2 separate regions of the Homo sapiens genome follow, and region 1 is linked to region 2. A link is an interaction called in ENCODE POLR2A ChIA-PET data of the cell type or tissue named here. Cell type or tissue: OCI-LY7. All regions are shown on one strand. Each heading gives the region's core, and the rest is flanking DNA. Links, peaks and the distances in the headings are about the cores only. Region 1 holds the start of LOC105376914 (a long non-coding RNA gene). Region 2 overlaps ZNF560 (zinc finger protein 560).

Region 1 (2,915 bases), core at 178-2,677, 120 kb before region 2:
TTCTGCCTTGGCCTCCTGGGTAGCTGGGAGTACAGGTGCCCACAACCACGCCCGGCTAATTTTTTTGTGTGTGTTTTTAGTAGAGACGGCGATTCACTGTGTTAGCCAGGATGGTCTCAATCTCCTGACCTCGTGATCCACCCGCCTCGGCCTCCCAAAGTGCTGGGATTACAGGCGTGAGCCACCGCGCCTGGCCAATTCTTTCTGCATTCTTATCTCTAGCCACAGGCTTGAGCTGATTGGGTGTGGTGTTTATTTATTTACTTATTTTTTTGAGATGGAGTCTCTGCACCCAGGCTGGAGTGCAGTGTAGCGATCTTGGCTCACTGCAACCTCTGCCTCTTGGGTTCAAGCAATTCTCCTGTCTCAGCCTCCTGAGTATCTGGGACTACAGGCACGCACCAGCATGCCCAGCTAATTTTTGTATTTTTTAGTAGAGATGGGGTTTCACCATATTGGCCAGGCTGGTGTCGAACTCCTGACCTCGTAATCCACCCACCTCAGCCTCCCAAAGTGCTGGGATTAAAGGCCTGAGCCACTGTGCCTGGCCTCTTTGTTAATTTTTTAAAATATTAAATATGTAAAGGAATAAAGGGCCAAGCACAGTGGCTCATGTCTGTAATCCCAACAATGTAGGAGGCCAAGGCTGAGCATGGTGGCTCATGCCTGTAATCTGAGCACTTTGGGTGGCCTTGGCAGGTGGATCACAAGGTCAGGAGATCAAGAGCATCCTGGCCAACATGGTGAAACCCCGTCTCTACTAAAAATACGAAAATTCACTGGGCGTGGTGGCTGGCACCTGTAGTCCCAGCTACTTGGGGGGCTGAGGCATGAGAATCACTTGAACCCAGGAGGCAGAGGTTGCAGTGAGCTGAGATCAGTCCACTGCACTCCAGCCTGGCAACAGAGTGAGAGTCTGTCTCAAAAAAAAAAAAAAGAAATGTGGGAGGCCAAGGATAGAGAATCACTTTAGAGTTGTTGAGTGTGAATTCGAAGTTTCCCTTCAAAGAATTAATATGTCAGTATGCTCAATTCTTTGCCTTCTACTTTTAAACTTCCTCGTAAAGCAACCTTTTCCACCCTGACACATTCTACTCCTTGACTCATTACCTACTCCACCCTGACTCATTCTGCTCATTCAGATTACCTTCTCCACCCTGACTCATTCATTCCAATTCATTTCATAACCATTTTTCCTGCCAAACCACTCACCCCGTCCATCTCTTTAAATTAATCAGTTGGAATTAGTTTAGCCTGTGTGGTCTAACTCTACCCAATAGGGGAATGACACAGCAGTAGGGACCAGGTGCATCAGTAATAAGAACGCCTTTCCCTCCTTTGTGAAGGTGTGTGCCCACCATTGCTCCATCTGTGAGAGCACACCCTTCTATAGAAGTACCTTGCCTTGCTGAGAATTAAAAATAAAATTTTATATTTGAATGCGATTTCTTTTTCTTTTTTTTTTTTTTTTTGAGATGGAGTCTCACTCTGTTGTCCAGGCTGGGGTTCAGTGGTGTGATCTCTGCTCACTGCAAGCTCCACCTCCCAGGTTCACACCATTCTCCTGCCTCAGCCTCCTGAGTAGCTGAGACTACAGGTGCCCGCCACCACGCCCGGCTCATTTTTTGTATTTTTTAGTAGAGATGGGGTTTCACTGTGTTAGCCAGGATGGTCTCGATCTCCTGCCCTTGTGATCCACCCACCTAGGCCTCCCAAAGTGCTGGAATTACAGACATGAGCCACTGCATCTGGCCTCGAGTGCTATTTCTTTTGCAGCACTGAAACTTATTATATAACAATTTGGGGGCTCATCCAGGATTACATTCCCCTCTGGGGGTGGTCTCTGGTTCTCTCTCTTGAGGAGGCATGCACCCCACCCTTTGTGGTGGCCTCATAGGGGAGAAATCAGAACCCACCCATTGTGAGGAATAACCCTAGCTCTAAGCAATGCAGGAAAAAAACAACTGGCCAGCAACCTAGCTTAAAGGATCCTCACATACTGCAGTGATGACTCTGTGCACCTACCAAGGAAGGAGATGCCACAGGAGCCAGTAAAGTATTTCCTTGGTGGTCAGGAACAAGGTAAGAAAGCCACGGGGGTTGGGGGTGGGTGCAGTGAAGTACTCCTTGGTCAGGGTGGCTAAGTGGTTAAAAAGAGGTGAGACATCCCCATTGTTGGGGGGGATTGAACCTCACACAAACCTCCAATAGTAGAAAAGGCAAGAAATTTCCAGAGGGGAAATTGAGCCTTACCCCAAAAGGCAAAAAGTTTCCAGTGAAAATTAAGCCTCACCCTGAAAGGTGAGAAATTTCCAGTAAGGGAAACTGAACCTTGAACCTTACCCCAAAACCATCAAGATGGGAAATACCCCAAGCAAGACAGGGAGCAAGGGGGATAAAGATGGTAACAAAGATATTCCCCCAGATAGCCCCCTAGGTCTCATGCTGAAACACTGGAAGGATAATGAAAGGACTAAACATAGGAAAAAGCAACAAATAATAAAATATTGCTGTTTTATTTGGACTCAGGGACCCATCCTTAATTCCTCAATCTTCTGGCCAAAGTTTGAATCAACTGAGGATGTAATGTGTCAGCTTCCAATCTGATATGTTAATAATAAAAGTCCAGTGTCTCAAGAAGAACTACGCTATGCCCTTTGTTGGAGGCAAGGACCAGCCCTCCTTTTTCCCTTAAAAACAAATAGGGAAGAACCCAATCTGGCACCTCAAAATGAAAAGTCAGAGGAGCCAGATCTCATGCCTAAAGACTCCAGTGCATGGGATCCCCTAAACTATCTTCCTCCATTCAGTATCCCCAATCTTTCCCCTCAGACAGCCACTTCCACCTCAGATCCCATTCTAAACTCCCCCTCTACTCGTGTTATCCCTCCTCCTTATAACCCTGACTCTTGGGA
Region 2 (2,915 bases), core at 255-2,754:
TGGGTGACAGAGCAAGACTCTGTTTCAAAAACAAAAACAAACAAAAAAAAACCCACCATCAGATCTTGTGAGACTCACTCATTATCACGAAAACAGCATGGGGGAAGCTGCCCCCATGATCCAATCACCTCCATCTGGTTCTGCCCTTGACATGTGGGGATTATCACAATTCAAGATGAGATTTGGGTGGGGACACAGAGCCACACCATATCAGTACCCCATGCAGAATATATAGTCCAGGGCTCTAGGCCTTAGTATTCACACTAGTAGTTCCTTTCTGAGTTGTTGAAGTGTGCCAGAGAGGCCTGTTGTGTAAGTTAGCCCCCTTAAGTGTGTTCTTTGAGAAGAGGTGCTGCATAATCTCATTTGTGAGTTATATCACCATGGGCACAAAAAGACTTACATTCCTCAGGTCTTAAGTTTCTTTACCTGGCTAGGTGCAGTGGCTCATGCCTGTAATCCCAGCACTTTGGGAGGCCAAGTTGGGCGGATCATGAGGTCAGGAGATGGAGAACATCCTGGGTAACACGGTGAAACCCCATCTCTACTAAAACTACAAAAAATTAGCCGGGCGTGGTGGCAGGTGCCTGTAGTCCCAGCTACTTAGGAGGCTGAGGCAGGAGAATGGCGTGAACCCAGGAGGCAGAGCTTGCAGTGAGCCGAGATCGTGCCACTGCACTCCAGCCTGGGCAACAGAGTGAAACTCCATCTCCAAAAAAAAAAAAAAAAGTTTCTTTACCTGTGCAATGAGGATATTATACTTTTACTTACGACAGCTTGGCCCACAATTCCTTTTTCTTGCTCTAGGTTAGACAGAAGTGCAGTGGCATTTTATGGATGTAATGTATATTTATGTGAGTTTATATGAATTATAAGAGAATTTCGAACCAGGTTGGAATAACTTCCATGCATGCGAATGTTGGAACTGTGATTATGTCTGGGCTCTTATGCCTTCTTTCTTTTCCAGGTCTTTCTAGGAACCCAATCTGCCTTCATGAAGAAAAGACAGAGGCAGAAAGGAAGATGGCTTACTGCCTGACAAATTGTTATCAGGTATGCAGAAAATGTATACTTCCACAAAATGACATACTTGCATCACCAGGTAAACACATTTCCTTCTAGGCAGATGTGTCTCCAGAGCTTCTTTAAGTAAATAAAGACTCACTCAAGCACTGAGTCACTTGTTGAATTTCCCCAGGGAGTGGAGGTTCTCATACTGATAATCCTTGAAAAGCATTTCAGCATTTCAGTAATTGTTAATTAATTTTGTCCCTTATGGTGCCAGATATATATTTCTTATTTTGCTGAGTGGTCTGGCAGATGGAAAGGAAGATGAAAGCATCCTTTACTCAAAGGCTAATCCTGGCCAGGTGCAGTGGCTCACACTTGTAATCTCAGCACTTTGGGAGGCTGAGAAGTGAGTGGCATTATCGCTTGATCTTAGGAATTTGAGACCAGCCTGGGCAACATACTGAGACATTGTCTCCACAAAAAAAAAAAAAAAAAAAAAAAATGCCAGGCATGGTGGTGCATGGCTGTAGTCCTAGCTACTCAGGAGGCTGAGGCAGGACGATCACTTGAGCCCAGTAAGTCAAGGCTGCAGTGAGCCATGATCACACCACTGCAGTCCAGCCTACGTGACAGAGCAAGACCCTGCTTCCCAAAAAAAAAGGCTAATCATTCATCGCTGTTTATCAAGTATATGATGCAGTGTACTCTGGGATATCTTTTAGTAGAGGGAAATAAGTTGAGAAAGCACTCACAGTCTGCTTGTGATGAGAAGTTCATGATTGAGATGTGCCATTAAAGCCATACAACTGGAATTGTTAAGTAGTGAAAGAGCAAGGATAGAGAGAGGAATACCTGAGATTTACCTGGGATTATTAAGCTTTGGGTAGATAATGAGAGACCTCACAACTCTTTATAGGCATTGGGGTCTGTTAACTGATTCTTCAGTGAACACTGGTTAATCTGTTACTTGGCTCAAATCAACATGTATGTGATGGTTTAGTACTCCGTGACCTTTGAGGATACAGCTGTGGACTTCACCCAGGAGGAGTGGATTTTACTGGACCCAGTTCAGAGAAACTTATACAGAGATGTGATGCTGGAGAATTATGAGAACGTGGCCAAAGTAGGTAAGACTGCCATCATTTTATGCAGCCTCTTAGGGAAGAGATATACATTGTGTACTTGCTGTGTTCCAGAATTGGTTTGTTCAACACTGAATTCACCAGAGACGTTGTCCCTGCCATAATAGGTCTTAATTACTGTGGTCGTTTTCAAAGTGTGGTCCAGTTTCGACAGCATCACTGTTACTCCCTTAGAAATGTACAGTCTTAGTCTCTGCCTTTGACCTACTGAATCAGAAACTCTCCACTTGGATTGTCATCTGTGTGTTAACTATCCTTCCACATCAATTTGATGCACTATAATATTAAGAATCACTGGTGTAGTTGTATTCTCCAAGTATACAAGGGTCTCTTTGTTTCACTTTTTTTCTTTTTTTTCTTCATTCAGGAGTTTGACAACATACCTTATTTCTGTGACTAAAAGGTTATTGCTTTGTAAATGTGCACATAAGCATGAATTTGCATTTCAGAGGTCAGAGAGCCAATTTTGGGGTGCACAGAAATAAGAGATATTTTCAGTTTTAGTCCATTTGAAATAATTTCACTGCTTTCTCTAAGAACTATAGTTCTATAATGTAAAGTTTATCATCTCTTGCATGAGCCTCTTCCATTATTTTTTTTTTTTTGAGATGGAATTTTGCTCTTGTTGTCCAGGATGGAGTGCAGTGGCATGATCTCGGCTCACTGCAACCTCTGCCTCCTGGGTTCAAGCAATTCTTCTGTCTCAGCCCCCCAAGTAGCTGGGATTATAGGCACACGCCATCACACCCAGCTAATTTTTGT

The links. Peaks named below come from ENCODE experiments on the same cell type or tissue, not always from the same donor. Only the 100,000 strongest peaks of a DNase experiment are listed, where the experiment ranks them.
Region 1: POLR2A ChIA-PET joins it to region 2 with 13 read pairs; 2 of 35 experiments call an interaction of 5 or more read pairs at or near these places.

Annotation. Positions count from the first base shown.
Region 1 is chr19:9,595,411-9,598,325 of GRCh38, reverse strand. It overlaps LOC105376914 (a long non-coding RNA gene), which reads left to right and starts at 1,987. Exons shown (of 2, transcript XR_936311.3): 1 at 1,987-2,082. In OCI-LY7, for the core only: no CTCF peak of the experiment used is centred there; no DNase peak of the experiment used is centred there.
Region 2 is chr19:9,473,422-9,476,336 of GRCh38, reverse strand. It overlaps ZNF560 (zinc finger protein 560), which reads left to right. Exons shown (of 10, transcript NM_152476.3): 3 at 968-1,053; 4 at 2,012-2,138. The coding sequence starts at 1,024. Among named protein-coding and RNA genes, the nearest start is that of ZNF560, 24 kb to the left of the region's middle. In OCI-LY7, for the core only: no CTCF peak of the experiment used is centred there; no DNase peak of the experiment used is centred there.